Linked DNA regions of Homo sapiens: region 2 is linked to region 1. The links are chromatin loops, found by intact Hi-C in ENCODE. Cell type or tissue: dorsolateral prefrontal cortex. All regions are shown on one strand.

Region 1 (5,000 bases):
TAGCCAAAAGGTAGAAACAACCCAAATGTTGTTCGTCAACCAATGAATGGATAAACAAAATATATTCTATCCATACAGTGGAATATTATTCAGCCATAAAAAGGAATTAAGTGCTGATACATACTACAACATAGGTAAACCTTGAAAACATTGTGCTCAGTGAAAAAAAAAGCCAAACACAAAAAGACACATATGATTCAATTTATAGGCAATGTCCAGAATAGGCAAATCCATAGAGACAGAGAGGAAATCAGTGGTTGCCAAGGGCTGAGGGGAGGGGAGAATTGGGAGTGACTGTTTAATGGGTACAGGATTTCTTTCTGGAGTGATGAAATGATTCTGGAATTAGATAGTGGTGATGGTTGCACAGTCTTCTGAATGTATGAAAAGCCACTGAATTGTATAATTTAAAATGGTTTAAATGGTTAATTTTATGTTATATGAATTTTACTTCAATTTTAAAAAGAATAAGCCATAGAAACAACTTCCCCTATTCTGTGACCCATTCACTTAGAGCCTTGTGATGGGCAGCTAATGTCATAATTTAATTTGTGCCGGGAAGTTAACAGCTAATGGCATTTCACTGTTAGCCCTCTAAGAAGCCATTTGCATGTAAAGCCAATATTGCGATGCTTTCACTAGTTCATGCATGACTATCTCAGCTCTTCCTAATATATTCTTGCATTCTTCCCCTACTAAACCCAGATGTGGCCCCAGAATTCTTCTCAATAGTGTTCTAAGTTAGCAGCCTCTGTCTTTGATCTCAGCTGGAATAAGAGATGAAACCTCTGAGTGATCATTCATCCCAGATTTGGCCAAACAGCTCCACCCCGTTTTTCTGATAACCCATCAGACATGAGTCCTAATTTCTTGTTTGGAAATCATGATCTTTCTGTATTTATATGGGAGTTTCAAGAGCCAACTGGGGAGCTATTATAGGATGCGTGGTTGGGAGATTTGCCTCATTCTTCAACTCACACCAAATGGCCCAGTGTCGGCTCAGCCTACCTGTCAGGCCAGTATCCTGGGATTCTCTCTGTGTGTGACTGAAGTGGCTTTTCTCTGATTTCCTCAAGAGCCGTTTTCCAACTGGGATCTAAGCCAGAGCCTTCAATTGTGCATATCTGCTTGTGTGTGTTGCTGTGTGTTTAGGGGAAGAAAAAGATGCCACAAGGAGCTCACGGGCTCTTTTCAGAGAACTGACAAGGCAGAGATGAGAGGAGAAAAAAAATCAAAGAAATAAAAGTAAACGAAAGGGAGGAGGGATCTGGCCGGTTCAGGGGCCTCAGAACTTTGACTGTCAGCCCTGCTTATGAATAAATAAAGTCAAGTTGGATGAAAAGCCCCAGCAGTCATCATCAGAGGCTGAGCCAGGGAGTCCCGGGCTCCCCTCCTGCAGGGCCAAATGCAGCTTTGTATTTAAGGACACTGCATCTTGAGCCACAGTGCAGTACAGCTACGGCAGGGCTGCTAAGGAAGACGACAGGACCAAGAATTAGGAAGAAAGTGAAACGATGCAGTGTGTGTGTGTGTGTGTGTGTGTGTGTGTGTGTGTGTGCGCGCGCGCGCCCTCGAGCATGTGTAGCACTTATGCTAATAACATCGTGACTTTTCTCCTCTAAAAGCTGCATTGTTCTGATGGGAATATCCCACAGCCTAAATTACTAGCCCACAAACAGAAACACAGCCAAGAACACTGCTCAGAGTTTATGATAAGGTGCTTGTTCACAAAACCACAAAGAAGGCTTCCTCTGCTTTTATGCCAAGGGCAAAGAGGCAACCACCCTAGGCAGCTGGAGGCTAATCAGGGGAAAACACATATCCTCCACTGTGTCCCGCTCCCATCCCCTCAACTACGATCCGATCTGACATTGTTCTAAGCAGTGTGTTCCTCCAAACGGGAATACACTAGATGGCCGCAGAGCCTTTCCCCCCACTAGATGGCAGTACAGAGTGTTCAGTCAGCTTTGTTTAAACGAGGATGATTGGCTATTTTACTTCCTATGTTTCCATTATTTTTTAAAATGCATAGAATAAGGGAAATCAGCAAATTAACCAAAATGCATGTTCATTATATAATCTAAATGTGGGTTCCGATGAACTAGTAAACAAGTGAAATTCACTTTTGTTTAAATGTAACTCAAAAATATGTAAGGGATGGTTATAGGACCTGTGCTAGGCGCTAGGAGGGCATAAGGGTATCAAGACAAGGTCTTTGCACTCTGGGAGATGACACCCCAGTGAGGGAGATAGACCATATTCGATTCGTTCTGATACAAGACACCCTGTGATAAAGTGTTTTAATGAAAATGAAAATTTTATGTTGGATTCACAGCTGGTTTTCAGACTGTAAATATTTTAATGCCTCACAGGCTACTAGGTCAAGGATGCTTCAAAAAATTTCCATTTGCTTGTTTGTTTGTTTGTTTTAACAAAGAACATGACTATATTGGTGCTGAAAAAGAAAAAATAGGCTGACTGGTGGCTGTATTATTTTCACACACATCTAACATTGGAGTCAAAGATGAAATGACTATTAGTGGAAAAGGAAATTTAAGCAGCTAAGAATGCCTCCACAGTATCACACAAGGCAATATTCCCTGGATATCAGCGCACATCCTCTGGCTGAATGGTCTTGGAGGAACAGAGCCCCTTCAGAGGTACATCAACACTGAAATCATGAGACCCCGTTCCTGTGACCCTTGGGAGGTATTCAGAGTGCTGTGTTTGTTGCCCGTGGGAGTTTGGGGAACCAACTGGACAGACATTATGGAATAGATAAGTCCCCTCTCAGCCCATTTTCTCCTTCCAGTCATGGAATTGGAAATGTTCAGAGTTGAAACAACTAAGATTTTGAATCATCTAATTTATTTAAGATTACAACCATGAAAACTTTGCTATCTCAACATTTGTGGCAAAGAGGTTACTTGGAATGGGTCAGAGACTAACCTGCTCATTTCCAAATTCCATTGTGTCACAGTCTCATAGAAAAGGGACTAATAATCACCCACTGTGCCCACTCAAATTACCCCTAAATTATTCTTGATGGAGCTCACGAATGAAAATGAGACAGTCGGCCGGGCGCGGTGGCTCACGCCTGTAATCCCAGCACTTTGGGAGGCCGAGGCGGGCGGATCACGAGGTCAGGAGATCGAGACCATCCTGGCTAACATGGTGAAACTCTGTCTCTACTAAAAATACAAAAAATTAGCCAGGCGTGGTGGCAGGCACCTGTAGTCTCAGCTACTCGGGAGGCTGAGGCAGGAGAATGGTGTGAACCCAGGAGGCGGAGGTTGCAGTGAGCCGAGACTGCGCCACTGCACTCCAGCCTGGGCAACAGAGCGAGACTCCATCTCAAAAAAAAAAAAAAAAAGAAAAGAAAAGAAAGAAAATGAGACAGTGAAAGGCTTCCCCAGTCCTGACACAGACAAGTTGAGAAAGAAAAAGGAGGCAAGAGAAGACTAGGGGAAAGATAGACATGAGACAAGTCACCAGTGGCTCCTTCCAGATGATGCTCAAATACAGAATACAGGCCGCCCCCAGCCAAAACGTAACCGAAGCCTGAATAATCATCAGAACAAACAATACAAAGCAAGCTTTGCTTTTACAGGGCTTTAAGCTTTCCCTAAACTTAGATGTTACCAATCAAGCCCCTTTTTTAAAAAATCAAGGCATCCTTTGTTCTATACAATTCTTCCTTTGATATCTCATTACCTCTATCCTGATGTACTCAGAAAAAAATGCTTTTGCCGTTAAGTGTGACTTGGCCCAGAGGCCTCTGGATTGGCTGTCCCTCTATGCATGTCCACATGCTATGAAGGAATCAAAGGTTAAACTATATAATATATAGTATTTATCTATAAAGAAAGTCACTTGGAAGACATCAGTTAATATAGTGATTGTGTTCTAACACAATATTTGTGGCCTAATAAGCAGAACTTAACCACTATATCAATTGATTGTGCTACCGTGATTGTGTTCTGTGTATTAAGCCACAAAACCCCTCAATACATTTTTTAAAGTAGAAATATTAAAGATCATTTTATCTAATCAAAAGAGAATCACATCAGACATTAACTATAATAGGAAAAAAAAATACCAAAGCAGAAATGTAAAAACATTATCTTTTGAGCCACAGAGCAAATAATTGAAATTGTAATAATATCAGGATAATAACAATGATGAAAACTCTATATTTCCCCAAACTATGATTTAGCCTTTGCCAAATCACTGCTCAGAGGAAAATTGAAAATCAATCCAGGGTTCTGTTAGGCTGCTGTTGACACAAGTTCGGTCATTAATGTGGAGAAATAATACAAAAAGATATTAAAAACGCATATTAATTTGTTCCTAACTCAAGGCCACTTATGGCAGTAATAATTTTTACAATTGTGTTAGCGCTTCTCTCTTAGGATTATCAAGAGGTCTGTGGAAGGCATAATTTATAAACCTTTTGTGTGGGTTAAGCAGGGAATAAATATATTTATTCCTGGTTTATATATGAGAGCAAACCACAGAGCAATATATCAATTTGTTAAAGATCAAAATCTATTTCTACTTACTGAATTACACATATGTCATAGATTCTTGGGGTTGAAATAAATTTGAAAGCTCAGCAATTTGAACTCTAACATATTTGCATCCTTTCTGTAAGGCAAAGGGTCATCTACCGTATCATACAGTGACAGGAAACTCACTACCTTCAGCTTATGCCTTCTTTGGACAGAACAGATACTTGGAAAGTTCATCCCAAATCTGTCTTCTTGTAGCTCTCACTTATGTAAAGTATTTCTACGCCCTGGAATCATACAGATTATACATGACATATGCCCTCCCATACACGCAGCTCCTAAATCCTGGCTTCCCCATTGTAAACATCCCCAGTTCTCTTTTTCATCTCGGCATTCCTCTCATATTGAAGCTTCTTAAATGTTATGTCAACTGAAACCCCTTCTGTAGCTAGATTTTAGTTCACAAGGACAGAACCTTTTGTTTATCCT
Region 2 (5,000 bases), 52 kb after region 1:
TATATATATTAATAAATATATATATAAATATGTACATATATGTAAATATATATAAATATATATAAATATATAAATATATAAATATATATAAATATATATAAATATATAAATATATATAAATATATATAAATATATATAAATATATATAAATATATAAATAAATATATAAATATATAAATATATATAAAAATATATAAATATATATATAAATATATATAAATATATAAATATATATAAATATATATATCAATATATATATAAATATATATAAATATATATAAAAATATATATATAAATATATGTAAATATATATATAAATATATATAAAATATATATATAAATATATATAAATATATATAAAAATATATATATATAAATATATGTAAATATATATAAATATATATAAAAATATATATATAAATATATATATATATAGAGAGAGAGAGAGAAAGAGAACAGACAAGGTATTGCTTTGTTGACTGGTCTGGTCTCGTACTTCTGGACTCACATGATCCTCCCGCTGCAACCTCCCAAAGTTCTGGGATTACAGACATGAGCCACCGCACCCAGCCAAAAAATATTTTTTGTTTATTATATATTAATAATATTAATGTGTTTATTATATAAAAATGTCAACATGGTCTAAGAAAACAATGAAAATCATCCAGGTGTATTGCTTTTATTACGAAAAAAATAAAGACATTTTTGAAGCATGGGAATTTCTCCATGGTGAGAAAAAAGCAGCCATACCCGCGACAGTTTGGCCAATGAAGACTTGACCAAGGCCTTAGCCTTGACATTGAGACAGACTTCATCTAAGGCAGCAACATTACTATTTTTTCAAACTGAGATAAAACCTGATAGAATTGTTGTGCATGCCTTCATAATGGCCAAATATGAAAAAAAAAGTCTGAACCAGTTTTGACATTTATTTTCAAGTCCCAGGAACTAAAAAAAAACTCAACAACACAAAGTTTCAGAAAAATTTCAGAAACTGGGTAACTAACAATGAAAGCTGGAAAAAATGATTTTCACATTGATCATTCGTTTTGTTTTACTTGCTTCAGTCTTAAATCTGCAGCTTGCTTTTCCTGGATTTCCATTTGATAGTATGCTGCTTCTTAGAGTCATGACTTATGTATTATTAGTCCATTTTCACTCTGCTGATAAAGACATACCTGAGACTGGGTAATTTATAAAGAAAAAGAGGTTTAATGGACTTACAGTTCCACGTGGCTGGAGAGGCCTCACAATCACGGCTGAAGGCAAAAGGCATGTCTTACATGGTGGCAGACAAGAGAATGAGAGCCAAATGAAAGGGGAAACGCCTTATAAAATCATCAGATCTCATGAGATTTATTCACTACCATGAGAACAGTATGGGGGAAACTGCCCCCATGATTCAATTATCTCCCACCAGGTCCCTCCCACAACACTTGGAAATTATGGGAGCTACAATTCAAGATGAAATTTGAGTGGAGACACAGCCTAACCATATCAACTTGTATGGGGAACTAGAGTTTATATCACCTTCGCGTATTCATAGAAAGGGAGGAGGGGGCAAGACTGATATATATAAAGTAATTTTTGTTTAGGTTGCATATGGACAATTTTTGCTTACTGTTCTATTAAGAGTAATTGTCCACACAGATGTCCACAATAGAGCTTTTCATGGATAGATGCATGAAAAATACATGTTGAATGCATGAAATGGGAGAGAAGGAGGAAAAAACAGAGGGAGAGAGAAATCCGACTTGCCATCACACCATCAGGACCAACAGGAGGAATCAAACAGAAGCAGGGACAACTCTAGGCTGAATGAAAGGGAACAAATGATGTCTGCTCATTGAACATGTAGCTCACTGTAGACGGAGCAACCAAGCAACATAACAGTGTTAGTGGGAGCTAGGAATGTGGCAGGATAGAGGAAAGGGGAGGGGAGAAAAATCGAGAGCTGTGTTCACAATAATTTCTTCCTCATCTATGGTTTAGAAAATCAGAAGAGCCAAGTCCTCTGAGAATAGGACACTGCACCCAATACAGAACTCAGCTGTGGTTTTGGGAGATATTCTGGCCCTTCATTAAAGCAATCTCAGCCTCCGACTAATTTCTTTGTCTTTTTTTAAGTTGCCATTTTTCCTCCCTGTTTGGCAGCAAATCTGTGGGATTAATGCCCACTCTGTTGTGCTCTGGAAACTGTTTCAGCCAGCTCTGTGATGCTCCTGAAGCAGCTGCCAGAAAGTTAAGAGGCCGAAATGCGGTTGGCAAAAGCTCCTGTAATTTTTACAAAATTATCTGTCTTCCCAGAAAGACTGTCTGATAACCGTTTCTGGTGGCTGAGGAGCCTGTGGCCTGTTAGAGCCAATCCTGCCACAAGATCAAGTCAAGCCGACCTCCCACCAACCTTGGGTGAACTCTGCAACAGGCCCCAGCAGGAAGCGGCCAAGCAAGGCCTCTGAGCCCAGAACACTGGCTCCATTCACAGGAGCGCCACGCTACAGCTGCCTGTCTCCCCACTGCAGAGGATAAGCCTGCATGGCAGATCCTGCTAGCCTTGTTTTGTGCTTTGTTGGGTTTATTGATGGCTTAATTTCCCACTTCCTACTCCTGTTCTTTCTTTTCTTCTCCTTTTAATTGAGGTATAAATTAGACACCATAACAGGTGTACTTCTTCAGTATATAGTCTGATGAATTTTTCATACACACACACGTACATATACATATATATACACACACACATATATACACACATGCACACACACATAATTAAGATATAGAACATTTCCATTCCTCAAGAAATGTCTTCCATGCAACTTCCCAATCAATACTGTGTCCCCTCTCATCTCCAACAGAGGTAACAGTAATTCTGGATTCTCGTGCTACGGATTAGTTTTGCCTGTTCTTGAACTTCACATAAATGGAATCATACAGTATGTACTCGTTTGGATCTAGCTTCTTTCACTTAGCATGTTTTTGAGGTTTATCCTCAAAACAAAGTATCTGTACTTTGTTCCTTTTTCTTGCTGAGTAGAATTCTGTCGTATGGAGATATCAGATATTGCTTATCTATTCAGCCATTCCAGAACATTTGGGTTGTTCCCAGTTTAGACCTATTATTGATCAATCAACAGACAAATGGATAAAGAAAATGTGGTACATATATACACAACAGAGTACTATTCAGCCATCAAAAAGAATGAGATCCTGTCATCTGCAACAACATGGGAGGAACTGGAGGTCATTATGCTAGGTCAAATAAGCCAGGCACAGAAAGACAAACATCGCATGTTCTCACTTAGTTGTGGGATCTAAAAATTAAAACAATTGAACTCGTGGAGACAGAGAGTAGAAGGATGGTTACCAGAGGTGGAGAAGGGTAGTGGTTTGGGGAGGGGAAGTGAGGATGTTTAATGGGTACAAAATACAGTTAGAATGAGAAAGACCTACTATTGATAACACAGCAGGGTAGCTATAGTCAACAATAATTTACTGTACATTTTAAAATAACTAAAAGCAAACTTGGATTGTTTGTAACACAAAGAAAAGATAAATGCTTGAGGTGATGGGTACCCCATTTACCCTGATGTGATTATTATGCATTGTATGCCTGTATCAAAATATCTCATGAACTCCACAAATATATACATCTACCCACGAAAATTAAAAATAAAAAAATGTTTAAAGAATTTAAAAAATGAGCTGTTACAAATGTTCTTGTAAAGGTCTTTGTGTGACTTATGCACACCGCTGTTTTACTGACGAATCCATTTCTCCAGGGGGAAAACCATGGCAGTTAAGTCTGAGTCCATCAAGAGCAACAGAACACTGGGGGCATGGTCTCATGTCCAGAGGTCCAGCTCATAGATAAATTTAGAGTGTCAAAGAAGCTGTCCTGATTTGTCCCAATCAAGTAAGCTGTCCAGTTCTTCTAACAGTCGAAAGGCATCTGGGTCTTGTGGCGGTAAAACGCGATGGCAATGGGAGCTGTGATTGGGCTCAAATTTTTAATTTTTAATTAAAATTTTGTGCTTGGCTGAGTTTCTTCAGCCTGTAGCCTGACAAGTCTAGTGTCAATGACTTGGACACCATGGGTGGAGTTTCAACCAACCTAATATAGTTTGGATATTTGTCCCCTCCAAATCTCGAAATTTGATGACTAGTGTTAGGGGTAGGGCCTGGTGGGAGGTGTTTGGGTCATAGGGGTGGATCCCTCAGGAAAGCCTTGGTACCATCCTTGTGGTAATGAATGAATTCTCACTCTATTAGTTCTCATAAGAGCTGGTTGTTAAAAAGAGCCTGGCACCTCCTCCCTTCTTCTCTCACTTCTTCCTCCCTCTCTTTTGCCATGTGATTCTCGTTCCCCTTAACCTTCCACCATGAGTGGAAGCTTCCTGAGGCCCTCACCAGATACAGATGCTGGTGCCATGCTTCTTGTACAGCCTACGGAACTGTGAGCCAAATAGACCTCTTTCCTTTCTAAATTACCCAGCCTCAGGCATTCCTTTATAACAACACAAAGGGACTAAGACAGAACGTCTTCATGGATGACCCTGTCTTATCCATTTGTCTCTTAGCTGTCCTATGGCACTCAAGAAGGGATCATTAATGATGGGTATGGAATAAAAACTACCGATTACTCCCCATGCCATGGAGACCAAGGAGATTGATTTAGTCTCCTTTGCAGAATTTCTGATGCTAAAGAGGGTACCCTGCATTCACTATAATTCCTGGATATTCAGCCTGCCCCCTATTTCTAGTCCCTAACAGTAATTTCACCTAACCTCTCATAGCAGATTTGTTGAGTATTTACTGTGTGCCAGGAACCATTCTGACTTTTGTTTATTTGCTTGTTTGTTTTTTGCCTGTATTTACTCCCCACATAAGCCCTTGAAGGTAAATATTATATTTTTTTCATGGGTGAGGAAACTGAGGCTTAGAGAAGGTATATATCTTAGTCTGCTCAGGCTGCTATAACAAAATATCATAGACTGGCTGACTTA

The links. A loop is a pair of places that touch in the nucleus more often than their neighbours do. Peaks named below come from ENCODE experiments on the same cell type or tissue, not always from the same donor. Only the 100,000 strongest peaks of a DNase experiment are listed, where the experiment ranks them.
Region 2: a loop joins it to region 1, with 9 times the contacts of the local background. A loop is called at or near these places in 6 of 110 quality-filtered maps.

What each region holds. Positions count from the first base shown.
Region 1 is chrX:45,184,027-45,189,026 of GRCh38, reverse strand. The region is part of intron 2 of DIPK2B (divergent protein kinase domain 2B); the gene reads left to right. Among named protein-coding and RNA genes, the nearest start is that of DIPK2B, 14 kb to the left of the region's middle. In dorsolateral prefrontal cortex, CTCF peaks have their summits at 1,733 and 1,937 (motif pointing right); DNase peaks (open chromatin) are centred at 1,566 and 1,906; H3K4me3 peaks cover 1,789 bases; H3K27ac peaks cover 5,000 bases; H3K27me3 peaks cover 1,488 bases.
Region 2 is chrX:45,131,848-45,136,847 of GRCh38, reverse strand. No RefSeq gene overlaps it. Among named protein-coding and RNA genes, the nearest start is that of DIPK2B, 67 kb to the left of the region's middle. In dorsolateral prefrontal cortex, no CTCF peak of the experiment used is centred here; a DNase peak (open chromatin) is centred at 2,457; H3K4me3 peaks cover 1,109 bases; H3K27ac peaks cover 2,605 bases.